Linked DNA regions of Mus musculus: region 2 is linked to region 1. Evidence: chromatin loops called from intact Hi-C (ENCODE). Cell type or tissue: heart. All regions are shown on one strand. Each heading gives the region's core, and the rest is flanking DNA. Links, peaks and the distances in the headings are about the cores only. Region 1 overlaps 9330158H04Rik (RIKEN cDNA 9330158H04 gene). Region 2 has its middle 110 kb from the start of Chrm2.

The links. A loop is a pair of places that touch in the nucleus more often than their neighbours do. Peaks named below come from ENCODE experiments on the same cell type or tissue, not always from the same donor. Only the 100,000 strongest peaks of a DNase experiment are listed, where the experiment ranks them.
Region 2: a loop joins it to region 1, with 2.2 times the contacts of the local background. A loop is called at or near these places in 2 of 42 quality-filtered maps.

What each region holds. Positions count from the first base shown.
Region 1 is chr6:36,379,470-36,387,816 of GRCm38, reverse strand. 9330158H04Rik (RIKEN cDNA 9330158H04 gene) reads left to right here. Exons shown (of 6, transcript NR_015589.1): 2 at 1-154; 3 at 4,749-4,839. Among named protein-coding and RNA genes, the nearest start is that of Chrm2, 4.4 kb to the left of the region's middle. In heart, for the core only: a CTCF peak has its summit at 3,512 (motif pointing right); no DNase peak of the experiment used is centred there; H3K4me3 peaks cover 145 bases; H3K27ac peaks cover 59 bases.
Region 2 is chr6:36,271,558-36,279,904 of GRCm38, reverse strand. No RefSeq gene overlaps it. Among named protein-coding and RNA genes, the nearest start is that of Chrm2, 110 kb to the left of the region's middle. In heart, for the core only: no CTCF peak of the experiment used is centred there; no DNase peak of the experiment used is centred there.

The sequences.
Region 1 (8,347 bases), core at 57-8,056:
CGGTCTGCAATTTCTACACCACAACCTTTGCAATCACCACCACCACCACCCCTAGGTCCCATGTCAGCAGGTGCCAGGTTGCTACAAAGGTGACAGGGCACATTGGGAAGAAGGCTTGTTGATTGCAGAAGATACTTATGCCCCGTGTTTCCAGGTGGGGAAATGTTAGAATAAATGTACTTTGTACTAAATATATAGTCATGGAGAATTGTTCAGATTGTTTATTTCTTTCTTTGATGCTAACTAATGTATTAGAAAGAAACAGATATTTATCTGTCTTTGCTGTTTTTTTTTCTTTCTTCCCAAACAGGTCGATGCCTGTGTGTTCCATCAGTTAATGGGGAGTAGTAGTTAAGAGAGTGTACTAGTGAGGTGTTGGTGAGGTGGGATTTTGCTGTCTATCGAGGAAAATAAAAGATGTGAACTTCCTGTGTTCAGAGCATGGACTAATTTTTGCCTTCATTTATTTTAATGAGAAATTCTTTCCCAGATTTATACCCATTGTTTGAAAGTATGGAACTTATTTGATAATATCATAATGTGATTATTCTAAGGTGTCGTTGAGGACAATTGCTCTTGATGATGTATATTGTATCTGATGACATAAATATGTGCTACCGAATGAGGCTTTCATTGCCAAATAGAATTAAAGAAGGAGTCATTGGAACCTTAAACTAAGTAACAAAGAACAGGACCTATCTCTTTTTTGATCGCAGAGACAGAGAAATTGCTATTTATTATGCTCAATGGAATTCAGCTCAGTTCGTGTTGCCCTGTCCTTGGCTGGGTGTTAAAGAGCACACAGAATAATGAAACCACGGTTCCTTTTCTTTCTGAGTTTCTCATCTTTGAGAATAAATACCCACATGAAGCTCTTGTAGAGAGGCTGACCATCAACACTATAAATTATACACTAATATAAATTCATTGGTGAATGAAAATCCTACAGCTATGCCTAAGTAGGACTGACACAGATTCAATTTTGCTGGATAAAAGCCATCCTGGTGTAAAGGATGGTAAGGGTATGTCGTTGCCCTCTGAGTCCCACGCAGGCATTTTAGTCTTGTTTGAGAAAGGCAGTTCTGAACATTATCGCCCTCAATCTACCCCAGAACTAGGTTTCAGTCAGTAAGCAGCTGATTCTTATTTTCATTTTCCCCCCTTCTCTGTTGGGTACTACAGAACGTAAGTTCACAAACATTCTATCTGCTCCTATCTCTAAGACGCCTTCAGAAATTCACATTGTCATAACATGCCTGAGGTTTTTGTGAATGCACTTGTGCATGCTTGCATGGTTGTGCACACACACTCACACACACACACACACACACACACACACACACACACACACACACACTGAAACTGAACAACAACAAAAAGAAGAAGAAGCTCCTGACAAGCAACAAAGAAAACCCAAGCATTTAGTAACCTGGACTCTGGTTCTGTTTTTGCTTCCCATTATGACTCTGTTCTTCCTAAAAGGAGCTACCTATTTTAAACTGGGAAGTAAGTAAATAGCCAGCAAAGGCTCACAACCATCAGGATTTTCCTAGGAGCTAGAAACAGAAGTGACACTCTCAGCAAGCAAGCCTCAAAAGTGCCCACTTTCTTACGTCATTACCCAGAACAACTTTATCTTTTATCATGAAGGCTTGTTGTATCTTGGCCACTCACTGTCGGTGAAGTGAAGAAATTATTTAACTACTCTGAATGTCAACTTTTTAGTCTATAAAATGGATATGTTTTAGATTTGTTAGATAGAACAGTAGAGTCAATTGCTGCAAAGTTCTCAGCAGATTTATTTGTTTGTTTGTTTGTTTGTTTGTTTGTTTGTTTTGGGCACATGGCAATTTAGCTATGGCTGCAGGTTGTCAGCTCAGATTTAAGGATTCAGATTCCTGGGTCATTCATGCCTGTGACCTCTTTGAAAGTGTTTACCAGGGAGCATTGCAGGCAAAACACGAAGGACGCTACCCACCAGAGGGATGCGAGATGCATGTTAAACATAGTCCATCATCACACTGACTCCAGGGAGCCTCAGTCTTTCCCCTTTCTAGTTTCTTTCTGTACAGGAAATGGTCGTGAGTTTTCTGAGCATTTTATTTTCATCTCTTAAACAAGTTCACTTTCTGAGATAAAAGAGTGTTCCTTCACCCCAGGAATATAGTGTTTGCATTTATTAGTAACTCTTGGTGTGGAACATTTTCAAAAGTGCTTTTTAAAGACTTTGTAGAATGCATCTGTGGGTTTCCCTTTATCTGCATGACTATTTTCCACCTCAAAGCACTCTAATAAATTAGTAATTTCCACTTGTGAAGCCAAACTTCATTACCTACCTCCTTATAATGCTAGTTTTAGGCATGTGATGAGGAGAGCCAATGCCCCCAGGGCATGACTTTGAGTCTTCTGCAAAGTTCACTTTTTAGCAAGACTAGAAACAAGGTCACCAGTAATCAAAGAAGAAGGGATCTGGTTGGCTCTCAGTCCTGGAGACGTGGCACGCATTTTACTGCACCATGTTGATTTCAGTGCAAGAGGAAGGAGGTTTCAGTAGTTATATGTACGGATCACTACTCTCTCATTGTAAGTGGATTTAGGGTGAGTTGAACTCTGGTGGTTTCCCACCAGGTCTGGCAGCCATACATTTGCCCCCTCCCACTTTTTCTATTTTTAAGGACCTGAAAAAAAATACAGGGGAAGTCTTGGCTTATGGAAGGAAAATGAACTAGAGTAGATCTTATTGCCCTCAGTCTCCCACCCATAAAACTGTTCCAAGTGGTACAGAGAGGCAAGCACGAGGCTTAGGAGCTCGGGGTAGGGGGAAGCAGCTTGATACCTCATATGTACACCTATGGAACTTTTATTTTTCTGTGATTCAGTTTGGAATATAACATTCATGGGTTCAAAGTGGGTCTTCCAGTGACAGTCACTTGGAATGGGCTTTTCAGTAATTCTGTTGTTTTAAAAATCTCAATAACAGCCCCACAATAGGCATGCCATTCTTCTTAGAGTTATTTATTTTCCCTACAAACACTCCCAGAGGGTAATTTAAAAGCTTCTATTCTTCAGCTAGAAAAGATGATGTCCTTTTGTCATAGAAAAATCCTAAGCCTTTCTTTTGCATACCCTGCAGCAGAAGTTTTCATACACAAATGGGACTGATTCTGAGTGACAGTGTTTAGTGACAGAATGACAAACAATGCTCTGTTACTTGTCCCCCCTTTTCCTGGAAGTTTGGCATCACAGATGTTTTAAACTCATCCTGTCTTAGCCTTGATAGTGTTATCCAAAGCCTAAAAAGCATTTACTGCTGCTGAGTCTGAGATATTTAAAATACAGAGGTCTGTTCTAAATGGGGAATATTAAGAAGGAAGAAATGGTGGTGGGGGAGGGGCCTCATGGTGCAAAATGTTAAGCAGCCGCTGATAAACCAGTGTTGAGTACACAGAGGGAAACAGACAGGTGGGATGCTGGGTTGCTCAGAGGAGCATTTAGTCTGTATTCATTCCTCCCACCAGGAGGCAGAGCTGAAGACCCACACAGGGACAGGGGCTGAGGAGTCCCAAATGTGTCCATTTCAAGTGTATCTTTTCCACAAACAATTTTCTTTTTCTTACTGGATATTTTCTTTATTTACATTTCAAATATTATTCTCTTTCCCGGTTTCCCCTCCGGAAACTCTCTATCCCATCCCCACTCCTCCTGCTTCTATGAGGTTGACAAACAATTTAAATTTCTCTTCCTGAAGTCTAAGTGGGATGCTGGAATTTCTGGTGGAGCTAAGATTCTAGCGAGTTCAAAGGAAAGAGTCCCGTTCCTCCATTATGAACAGGACTCCCTGATGATTTGAATCAGTGACTCTGATTTTATTTTCTTTTACAGAAGAGTCTTCCAGGAATACTTAACACCAACTTAGTCCATAGGGAAACCTGCTTTCTGTAGAATTTCCAACAAACCAAGCCCTTACTCATGGGAGTTCATATATTTTCTCAGATCATGTAACAGACAAGTTTCTTAAGCTAGCTATGGGTCATCACATCACAGGAAAGTTGGAGAGAGAAGCCATGATAAAAAGCATGTTTCGGGAGCACAGCAGCACCCCAAAGGCTCCTTGCTAAACTTGACTTACCCTCTATTTCAAAGTGACTGAGATAGCGCTCATGCAGAAAAGAACATTTTTCAAAAGTAAGACTCGATCATGTATGATCAGTAATATTACCACATGCAGGTCTTTTCACCTTAGAAACACTCTCTCCTTGTAGAGCGCCTAACGAAGCAAGCACTAAAGCCTGCCCAGATTCACTGTGCCAAGAAGATACAAGCGGAACCTGTTCTTTCTTGCTCATTTAATCCACAAGGTGACTGGATCCATGGATTAAGGACCTCATTTAGAAGAGGTCTCAAGGGCAGAACTTTACAAATCCCCAGAGAAGGGAATGATGTAGCGTAGTTCTAGGAACAATATGTGTGCTCTATGACTGCAAGATCTTCCTGCATTGACAAACATTACCTTCGAAAGAGAGTTAATTTTAAAAGGATGCTGAATAAACATGTATTGGTAATCATTGAATGTCTTCAACGATTACTACCCAACTCCTACTCTGAGAACTCTATAGCAGACACAATGTACTCTTTCTTGTGTTATTGATGACAGTTATGGGATACACTGTGTCTATGGCTTGCTGGAAAATATTTTTGATTGAACAATTTTACATAAACAAGCTGCCATTGCTGTTTTGCTTCGACAGTGCTATGAAGTGCAATGAGCTGGCCTGAGACTGTCAGATGGATTCTCCAGGGAAAGTGTTTTCCAGGAGCTTGCCATGAACTGGATTTAAGGTATTGGTACTAATTCAACAAAATATTAAATAACGTTCAATATTTTTTACCTATCAATGATGTGAAACCACTAAGAGTTTTTAGATCCAACTGAAGAGAGAGGAAAAACTATTTCTACTTAGGAACCATAGATAAAATGTTTGATGCTATACATCGAGGTTTCTGAAAGATGCTGTGCTACTTGTAGTTTAGGAAGCTGATTCTAGGGCTGATGTCTTGTTGGCAAATACTGTATATATGGTATGGACCCTTGAAACAAGTATGACTTTATGGATGTTGAAAGTTGTTTGAATATTTAAATTAGTGACCAGTGAAGTAGCTGAAGTTAGAGACATTGTCAGTGGCGATGAAGGAAAATCTTATGCCCTTGATTTATAGCAGTCAGAAAGGAGAAGTAAAACGCCAGTCACTAGGTACTGTGGTCTCATTTCCAGTGACTTAGTGAAGAAGTCCATGACAGGAAAGACACGTTTGCACTCTCTACCCAAGGCACTATGCTTTAGTTACATTTCTGGTCTCCTCTATATGATTCTTGCTTACTAACTTTTAAAACTTTTGTGTTTTAGAAGTAATAAGCTGACTGTTTATATAGCAATGAATGTTTCTTGCACAAGAACACTTCTGTAATTTCTCAAGAAAAAGACACTTGGTATTGCTGTTATAGATTGTTCTAATTATATAACGGCCATGGGGATATGGGCAAAGTAACTAAGAACTGGAGTCTATGTTCACAGAATGAACTGCAAAGCTAGAAGTTGATCTTTAACTATGATTTACACCTTCACTATGCTTGAGAATATTTTATAAGGTTTCTATGCATTTTGTCCCAGAGTTGACTAACAGTCATGTGTGATAGAATGAAGGGGAGAAGGACTAGTAACTGAAGGTGAGAGTGGTAGGTCAGCAGTTCAGATTCTGAGAACAGTGGTGCTGGATGATCCTATGCCATCACATCGGTATCAGTGTCTGCTGGACAACGTCAGAGAGGAAGGAACGCTAGTCAGGTGTAAGAAGTAAGCTTGCTTTTAGGGCTAAACTGTAATTTTGGGTATTATCTACTGCCTAAATCAAAATAATATATATTCTGAGACTATCAAGAACTATGTGGTTGGGATCAAGGACATTCTATTTAGGCAGAAAATGAGTGCTGTATCTCAAGTCATGCCAGTAAATACTGTCTCATTCCCTTTTTTTTTACTTTTATGGACTCAACAGTCTTGTGTAAACCATGGATTCTAGGTACCCTTTATTCTTAACCAACCATCAGTGAATAAGAATAAAATTCTTACTCTGAAGCAGAGGACAACCCTGACTTGTCACAGAAAGTACTTCAACAATATCTTGTCCCTGGGTCCTAAAAACATCAACAGTGGGAACTATCCATTTTTAACAACTGGAACCATGTCTAAAACCTAACCAATACTAAAACTGCATAACATAAGACACCATAATCTACATATTCATAGCAGGAAACCAGTTTTTCATTCCCATCTCTTAATTTGAAAGTTTTTTTCCAATCCTTAAGAGAGAATAAGCGTTCACTAATGCCCAATTAGAGTTTTGGTTCTAGGAGGTATTGTATCATCACCAGGCGATATCCACCATAAGTTCTGATGCTATAGTTGTTGTTGATTGACATATTATCCCTTCTTGAATTATTACTGGATGATTTCTTGGCCCTAATCGTGTCTAATTTGGGGTGTGGTCACTATACCCAGGCTGTAAGCACAATAGACTCTTTCTCCATTAGACAAGCCAGTTTTGTCTATGTTCATTTATTGAGATCCAACTCTATGTGGTGTAGTTAGTCACTTACAACTTGACAGTTATAGGAGATATTTTTAAAAATCCCTCTAGAAAACATGATGCTTGTCATGGAAGAGTTCTAAAATTTGTGCTAGGCTAGAATTGGTACTTGTTACATTTGTGTCTACAAAATTCTATATATGTTAAGATAAATTCTTTAAACTCTTCAAATATTTATTTACTTTATGTATATTGGTGTTTTGCCTACATGTATATCTGTGCAATATGTACATGCAGTGGCCCCTGAGACCAGAAGAGGTCATCAGATCTTCAGGAACTGGAGTTACAGTTACAGAGTGTTATCTTGTGGGTGCTGGGAACTGAATCCAGATCTTCTAAAAGGCAGCACATGCCCTTAGCTGCAGAGCCACTTCTCTGGCCCTAGATAATTCACACAAAAAATTTTTTTTAAAGAAAAATCTTATGCTGCTACTTTTTTTTTTTTAAACTATGACTACTTAGGCTTGGCTCTGTTCAAAATGTGAGAGTCAAAAATTTTTTCTTACATTATTCTTTATTTCTTGTAGAATTTATAATTGATAGTTGGTTATAAGCTGGAGCTATGTAAAGTAAATGTAACTTATGAATTAAAAGAAAATCATTGAATTAAAGGGTAAACAATAAAATAAAAATGAATTTAAACCATTGCTATATCACTTCATCAGCTGGAAAGAGAATAGAAGAGACATGTACACAAAAAGACAGAGATAGGTAAAGAAATATCAATAGATAGATAGATAAAGAAATACCAATAGAGAGATAGATGGATAGATAGATAGATAGATAGATAGATAGATAGATAGATAGATGAAAATATATAGTATGTTTGGGAAGAAATCATGGAAAGAACACCTACTAAGGAATATTAGATGCCCCAATGGAGCTGTTGCTCATGACCTATAAAACAACCCCGAGAAACATCCTCTATATTAACCTCAAAGTATATAGCAGGTCTGGGAAAGAAAGGAGCCATGCCTGTTTTGCACTCCTGCACTAAGCTTCCTGCACTAAAAACTCAGCATGGCTCTCCTACTAAATTCAATTTCTAATCTGCTCAAATGCATCCCAGAAGCCCACTGCATGTAGCTCTTAGGGAAAGTAGGTACCGAAAACAGAATAGCTGTGAAAATGTGCCTGTACCCTTCACTTTGCTCACCTTCTCCCCTGGGTAGTGGCACTGCAACTTCTTTAGAAACCTGATGGCACAGAGGAAAAGAATGCACTCAAAATAGTCAGGGTGTGTTGTGACAGGGTAGAGGAGAGAATTGAAATGTTTGGCAGGATAGTCACTGAGGATAAGGGTCAGAATCTAATACCCTAAACCGGTGTGCCCAGTTTCTCTCCAAAGGGATTCACAATGAACCATAAAAATTAATCCAAATGCTTTATTAAAGATATATATATATCTCACCTTCCATGCCTATTTCAAAAAGCATGGCACTACCAGGGAGACAGCATATTTTAAGACCTTCTATGTGACTGTGTATAAACATAAGGAGTATTTGTTTAGCTTTCAGGCAAAAGTGGTTTCCTAACACAGATAATTCATCTCAGTACAATCCCAAGCAACATGGATTAGAAGACAGTTTGTTTAGGGGTGGCTATCAAGTCACCATTCACCCCCTAAATCTAATGCCCATCACCAACGCTTACGTGTTACCTCAATGCTGACCATCTCAGCTCACTTAAAATAACTCTTCAA
Region 2 (8,347 bases), core at 48-8,047, 110 kb after region 1:
CAAATGACACCACACATATAAATGTCAACAATAAATGACATAAAGACACTGTACTAATGGAACCTCAGCAACATAAAGATGCCTGTCTCAATATAAATGGCATATGTTGTCCAGTATTCTGGAGAAAAAGAAAACAGATCCAAACATTACAAAACTGGGAGATTGAAGCCCAAAGATAAAGATATATAAATAACCACAGTTAAATTAGTCTGTCCTATGATTTTAATAGTGTATTGAATTTAAATCTACTCTTACTTTTTATTTTTGATAAATTTATGAGTCTAGATGTCACAGAGCAGGATCAAGTTTCCTGATTTCTGAGTCCCACAGATGATACTTGATGTGACCATGGAGAGAAGTTTTTCAAATTCTTCATGTCCCAAACACTTAATCTGTAAAGTGTAAATGATTATAATAGCCATCTCATACAGTCATATAGGTGACCACTATATATTTAAAATTATGAGGATTTTGATTGAGATATACTGTGACAACACACCTTGGTTTCAAGGTAGAGAAATAAGGCAGGAACAAGGTTGTCACCATGAAGGCTGTTGGAAGATAACCCTAGGACCTACAATACCAACCTTCCAGGCAAGATATGTCCACTGGTACATAATGGCACAGTTGTGCTTATAACCATCCACTCTTTGCTTGAATCTGAAGCCTGCTCCATAAGAGCGAATCCACAAATAGTAATATAAACCCAGTCAAAGGCCATACTTAGGTGCTCTTGGGCCCTAGGGAGAACTCACTGCTGTGGTTTAACTAAGTGGACATGGCACCATGCTGATTTCTAAAAAAATTTGGTTTATACCCACCTACAAATGCCACTTTGAGCAGCATGCAGAGAAGTTTCTTTTTCTCGTGTAGAGATGGATGGCTCCAAGATACAAGAGTAAGTGATTTTTAGTTATTCAACTCTAAATAGGTCATTTATACCACTTTCTCCAAAGCTCAGGAAACAGCACAGGAGAGGTTGCTGGAATGTAAGAGCCAGAAGACAGAGTGGGGCAGAGGACAACCTTGCCTGTCACTCTTAGAAACACTGCCAATTTCCTTAGAGAAAGGGTTTCTTATTGACCTAGAGAACACTAATTAGGCAAGAAAAGATGGCTAGGGAGCTCCAGGGATCTAATTGCTTCTGTCCTCACCACTATTGAGATTATCAGCAAGTGTCACCACAGTTGATACTTTTATGTGGGTTATGGGGATAAAACATTGATGCTTGGACTTTCAAGTCAAGTAATTTATGAAGTCTTCCCACTAGGCCCTGTGTGTGTATCCTCACACTTAGATATGGTAATGGCTATCTGCTGCAGCCAGCTTCTAGAACATTCATTTTTGTGCTTGGTGTTCTTTAACACTGTTAATAAGTGTCACTCAAGATTAAATGAGCATCTGCTTCCTGTTATGGTTTAATAGCTATAGTTCTATAGAATGTTTGATTAAAATTGTTTATTGTATCAATCCATCTTCAGTATCAATCATTTTGGGAGACGTGTCAGCAACCACAGAGACTTAATTGTTAGATACATTAATTATAGATTAATCTCCCAGATAAATTTCTTGGTGAAGCCTCATCAGATGGGTTAGTATAAAGCCATATAATTTATAACAAATTGCCTTCAGTTGTTTTAATTTATATTATAAATTTTATTTTTGACTCCTATTTCCAAAAAATACAACTCACTCTTTTCCATTAAGCATTGTGATTTCTGACAAATGCAGAGTTATGTACCAATCACCACAATCAACATGTATAGGTTTCATCACTAACTTCCCAATGTCCTTAGTTTCCTTTGTAATCAACCTTCTATCATCACTAATGATATTTACCCCTCCCAGGATGTTGTCTGCACTAGTTTCCTTTCCTTTCTGTTACTGTAATAAAGAATCAGACTGAAAGCAACTTGAGTGGGTTAAGGGTATATTTGGCTTACACTTTCAGGAAACAGTCTATCAATGAGAATAGTTAGGACAGGAACTCAAATAGGAACTTGAGGAAGAAACTGGAAAAGAAGGCTGCCTGTTAGCTCACCTGCACGTGCATGATTACCTATCTGCCTTATACAGCCCAGCACTACCTGCCTAGAGCATGGTTTCACCCACAGTGGGCCAGGCCCTACTAAATCAACTAACAATCAAGACAACTATGACATTACCATAGAACAAAATGCTACATATATTCTTTCATTCATATATATATATATATATATATATATATATATATATATATACATACATACATATTATCCTGTAAGTCTGTATTCTTTGTTTCATCTAGGTAATTTGCACATATCATTTGTAAATTCCTCTTACTCAATTATCTTCCACTGCAGGTATGATCATACCACTAGAGTATATTACTTCACAAAGTTGACTATAAATACAATCACTTCATTCATAACCATCTCAGCATTCCTGGTTTTTACACTGATGTGTATATTTGATCTCTCTGGTATTTATCTCACTGTGAGATCACTAGGTTGTAAGCTAAGATTATGTTTTACTCTCTAAGTTATCAATGGACTGTTTACACTAGCTAGCATTATCATTTTGCATTCCAGCAGCAGAGCTTCCTAGGTTAATGATATCATTTTTTCACTTGCATATATTGTGTTAAGTTTATTCTAAATCTTAATAACTATAGTTCTCATTGGTAGGGATTTTGTTTACTTGTTCTATATTTACCTGATAGTTTTTTAAGGCTCTTTCTTTTTGTTTTCACTGTTATAGCTTTAAACATTTTAAAGTAGTTATTTTCTGTTTTATTTGTTCTTATTTTCATATTGTTAGTGGCTGAGAAATAATTGTGCTTTTTATTTCCTATTTTTGATATGTACACTAATTCTGATCAATAAGAGATATCCTAGCCTTCCTGGGAACTATGTATTGAATTAATCGACATTCATAGGTGCTTGTGAGTCTTGAATTGAGAGCATAACATTTAACAGTCCTGTTTTAGTTAGGTTTTGATAGGAACCCCAGGATGCTACCAATTCAAGGGTATTGAAAGTTAATTTTATCTACTTCAGTTCCCTTTTATCTTTATTTTTACATAAAAATACACCATGGTATTGATTTCTTAGGGGAATCCCAGAAAAATAGAATTTCCTCTGGTGTCTCCTTTAAGTCAGGAGTGTTTACTTCAATCAATCCCTTCACTCACTGGGTAGCTCATCAATTGTCTAACTTAATTGGTTCTCCCTTCAATCTCATCACAGGGTCAGTGTGAGCACCACATCTCCTTTCCCCCACATGGATGTGAGAATATCCACCGTTCTCAGTGAGCACCTTCAGTAAACTCCAAAGTTATGTTGCTAATGCAAAAAAAAAAAAAAAAAAAAAAACAACAAAAAACAAAAAAAAAGTTTCCTTCCCCCTTTTGTTATCTCTAGAAATTACAAATATTGTCTTTCCCCTTTTTGTTATCTCTAGAAATTACAAATGTTGTATATATTGAAAAAAGCTAAGATACTTAAAAGGCTTTTTTGTTCATTTTTCCTTTTAATTGCATGTCATAAATCATTTTATTGGACTGATACTAACACATGCGCAGCATTTACTTATCATTGAAATATATCTGATGATGTGCAGAAGTCTGTCCAGTGAAACAAGGTAGAACTTCAGAATGCTGTAAGTGTTAGGAGACTAGAAGCATGTTATCTTCATGGAAAGCTAGAGACAGCTAACAAAGGCAGCTCAAGTATGTGACCATGTGGGCTGAAACCAGCCAAAACCAAAAAGGCTATCCAAATTATTAGTAGCTCCAGGCTCATCGCAGTGTCCTGGATGTTGGCCATGGGGATTAGGATTTAATTCTTGATCTGCTGCTCTTCAGTCTTGCTTTAGGCTGCCTTCTCTTCATAATTAATTTTTTATCCATTCTGTTTAAAATAGGAGCATTTGTTCTGGGTCTATCTCACCATTTTAACTTAGAAATGTGCATTATCTTATTTTATTTTTCAAGTTTTCCTAAGACATACTTTTATTTTGTGCTTAATTTGCATATTTTTGTCATAATAGAGGGGGAATTTCCTCACCAATAACATAATGGGAAGTGGGGACAGATGTGAGAATGCACTGAGCCCATTTGAGGGACCTATTCTTGGCCACCATTGGGCACACTGCACCTGCTCACCACGCACTTGCTGTTCTGCTCTTTGGCCACTGTGCCATCGCTTCCTTTTATAGGAACTCTTTGAGTTTCAGGTTTTTACTTTTGAGTAATTAATTCTGCAACAGATAAGAGTTTCATAGAGGCCTTATTTATAATAGCCAGAAGCTGGAAAGAACCCAGATGTTCCTCAACAGAGGAATGGATACAGAAAATGTGGTACATTTACACAATGGAGTACTACTCAGCTATTAAAAACAATGAATTTATGAAATTCTTGGGCAAATGGATGTATCTGGAGGATATCATCCTTAGTGAGGTAACCCAATCACAAAATAAGTCACGTGATATGCACTCACTAATAAGTGGATGTTAGCCCAGAAACTTAGAATACCCAAGATACTATTTGCAAAACACAAGAAAATCAAGAAGAAGGAAGACCAACGTGTGGATACTTCATTCCTCCTTAGAATAAGGAACAAAATACCCATGGAAGGAGTTACAGAGACAAAGTTTGGAGCTAAGATGAAAGGGTGGACCATCCAGAGACTACCCCAGCGGTGGATCCATCCCATATGCTCACAGTCAGCTATTGGATGGAACACAGGGCCCCCAATGGAGGAGCTAGAGAAAGTACCCAAGGAGCTGAAGGGGTCTGCAACCCTATAGGTGGAACAACAATACAAACTAACCAGTACCCCCAGAGCTCGTGTCTCTAGCTGCATATGTAGCAGAAGATGGCCTAGTTGGCCATCACTGGGAAGAGAGGCCCCTAGGTCTTGCAAACTTTATATGCCACTTTACAGGGGAATGCCAGGGCCAAGAAGTGGGAGTGGGTGGGTAGGGGAACAGGGCGGGGGAGGGGAGCGTATAGGGAATGTTCAGGATAATATTTGAAATGTAAATGAAGAAAATATCTAATAAAAAACAAAAAACAAACAAACAAAAAACAAACAAACACAGACAGATTGAAGACATTTTTCATTATGAGATGACCATGAACCTTTGGGGATCAAGAGTGAGCATGGCAAAATATCTCTAAAGGCATAAACCTGACCCTTGTGTTTTGGTCATAAATAACAGCTGTTTAATTAGATCTAAGGCCCAGGTTACAGGAGGGAAATCAAGGAAGGAACTGAAAACATAGCTAACTACCTGTGATTAGTGGGGGCAAAGATCTTAGAAAAAAACCCAATACTGCCAATTTCCTAAGTCAGTATAATTCTTACATATATTCTAAATATGTATCATTAAAGTCAACAATAAGTGTAGATGTTATACTGTATCAAAATTTCTCTCTCTTTTTTTCCAGCAGGAGACATTTAGAGAAAGCTGCAAATGATCAAAACACAGAGAGTAACTGACTATGGGTGCCTAGCCCTAACTGATACATCCACAATATGACCTTACACCCAAGACTCAAGAAACATGGAGGATGTTCAGAAAGATTACAAGAGCCAGAAGCCTAGTAAGTCTTCTATGAGATTGTACCTTGTTGACATGATAAGGAGCTATATTGTTTCTCAGCCTTTTGGCTAAGATCAACCACAGGAGGCTATGCCCATGAAATTGCAACAACACATCTGCCTAAACAAGGTCTGAGTAGTTCTGACATCCCAACGCAATGGGGAAATCGCATTGATTCCCCTCTCTATGAAGAGTTACAAGCAATTAACAACTGTTGAGAGAGGGAGTAGTCTTTTCTAGGAATAAGCTTCTGATTGGTTATCTTATACCACGTGGTCAGCCCTATACATGCAGGCTACATGAATTGAAAGGACTAAGTGGGTTATATATATGCTTATTCTTGCATTTGTATATGTAACAAGAATGGTTAAAGTAGGTTGCGGATGTGAGAGGAGGGTAGATATGTTTTGGAGATGTAGGAAGAATTATGATGGAGAAAATGATATAGTTATAATTCAATTTTTAAAAATTCTGAAACCCAAATAAATGCTTTGGGTTAGATCTTCAGCCATGTCCAAAGTTCCATGTAATAAAGTCAGCTATTGGATGGAGTCCTCAGGGTGTTTATATTAGACAATAGTGAAACCGGTAATGGATGTTACTTAACTAGAGAGGTTCAGAGCTCAGAGGACATGACCCTAAAGATAGGTGAGGGTCTGCATCTTCATATTCTCTTTCTCTTTGTGGACATGAGATGAACAGTTTGTAGCCTGCTATATCCTGCTCCTATGATATGCTTCAGTGTCACAGGCTCATAATGATGAGGCCATTACCTCAGGAGCTGTAACCTTCAAACTCTGTATCAAAATTATTCTTTTGTCCTCCTGAGTTAGTTTTTAAGGTACCTTGCTACTGTAACAGGAACTAACACAATTGAGTGACAATTAAAATGTGCAATTCTTTTTTAAATTAATTTATTCTTCTGTTATATATTACATCCGGACAGCAATTTCTCCTCCCACTGTCCCTCCCAGTGCTATTTCCTTTTCTCCTCCTCCCTCCCCTCAATCCACTCCCCCTCCTTTCCTTAGAAATTGTGCACTCTTTATGGATGTTGGTTTATTAAGTTTTCTCGTCTGTCATTTCCTTGTGTGTTGCTTGGCCTCTGTTCTTTCATACATGGTGATTTTGGAAATATCTTTAAAAATTGCCAGGCTCTGATTTTGCTTTTGCAAAGTGCTATGTGAGAGCAATATCCTTGGGATTATTTAGCCCTCCTCTTCCCAGACTGCACTCAATGTGAGCAAAAGTGTGAGTCCGAGTATGGCACTTTGTGCCTTATCCAAGACTCACTCATCTGATGTGGAATTTAATACAGGAAAGCACAATGTTCTAAGCATCCAGTGTCAGACCTGGGATGAAAATCAGAAATCAGTTTGTCACTGCTGATACACATTTGTATTATATAAAGGCTAATTCCCCATTGATTACCTCTTACAAGATCCTGCGGCTCATTTCCTGATCACAGCTGGCTGTTTATAAAGCCTGCCCAATCGTCTCTTAGATGGGAGATTTATTTCAGAGGTAAATATACAGCAAGAAAGCTAAGAGGACACTCAAAGGAGCACATGGGGCATTGTGCATCAAGGTTATGGATATGTCTGTTGGTAGAGTGTACACAAAGACTCCAGTTGGTATTAGATAAAACACAACATTTCACTGGGCATGCTCACATCTGTTGCCAAAATGATCAATTCATATTATGTTTTCTGGCTTCTTTCTGGCTTCTTACCCATAACTAACCCCAGGCTTCTCATTAATATGGATGTTTAGGCTACAATTATACTTGTTATGGTACTAAACCAGACAAAGCTATTGCCAATGTTCCTTGCTTTTTTGCATTTTAAAGATTAGAAATCTCAATCCTGTTAGAGTTCAAATCTGAAAAGTGTTGCAAGAGGGCAGGAATCTGGAATATTTGTAACATCCTACTTGGGATAAGTTGGGCTGAAGTTCCCACATAACTTATTTATGGAGAGGGAATTTTTGTACAAAACATTGCATTCATTATTCAAGCTTCAGGAAATGTTCCTACTCACGTTAAAAGAGTGATCACTTCTGATGAGTCTAAATCATCTTTTTTTCAATAACTGACATGTTTATCACATAGCTAGTCTATTCTAAATTGGAGTCATAGATAGTCATTGGACAAAATTTTGTTAATCGATTCAAGCTCTGTGTCAGCAGAACTTTAATTACAAATGTAAAAACAACAACAGAAAAAAACAAAACAAAACCTTACAAATTCAGAACCCACCACTCTTTAATTTGGTGAGAGAGATACAAGCCTAGGATATTGACTTGAAAATTCATATTATCAATTCACGTGGCCTTATCCAGTGAATCCAATAAAGTAAAAGCAGGAACACATGGTTGCATGTGTCTTCAAAGAAGCTATTTGGGGAAAATAAATGACCTGGTTTTAATTGTCTAGTCTAACCCTGCAAATTGCCGAAGATAGAAGCTCCAGCCACCCAGTTGTTTGCTCCCTCTTTCCTTCCCCTCCTTTATAGCACTAGCTACCACTGCTGGCTTTCTAGAACTCCTTTCCTGTACTGACTTCCCTAGGAAATATATCTTGACCAAAGGTCTTTGTCTGACAACATTGACCTGTCATTCCAAAATACTGGTGCAGTTGTTATAACATTTCCACTATCATAGTATGGTTTCCTGTCCAGGTACTTCCCATCCTCTTCCTCTAGAGTCATATAATTTAAATTGAATGTCAGGGCCATATCTGTTTTCCATATATGATGGCCC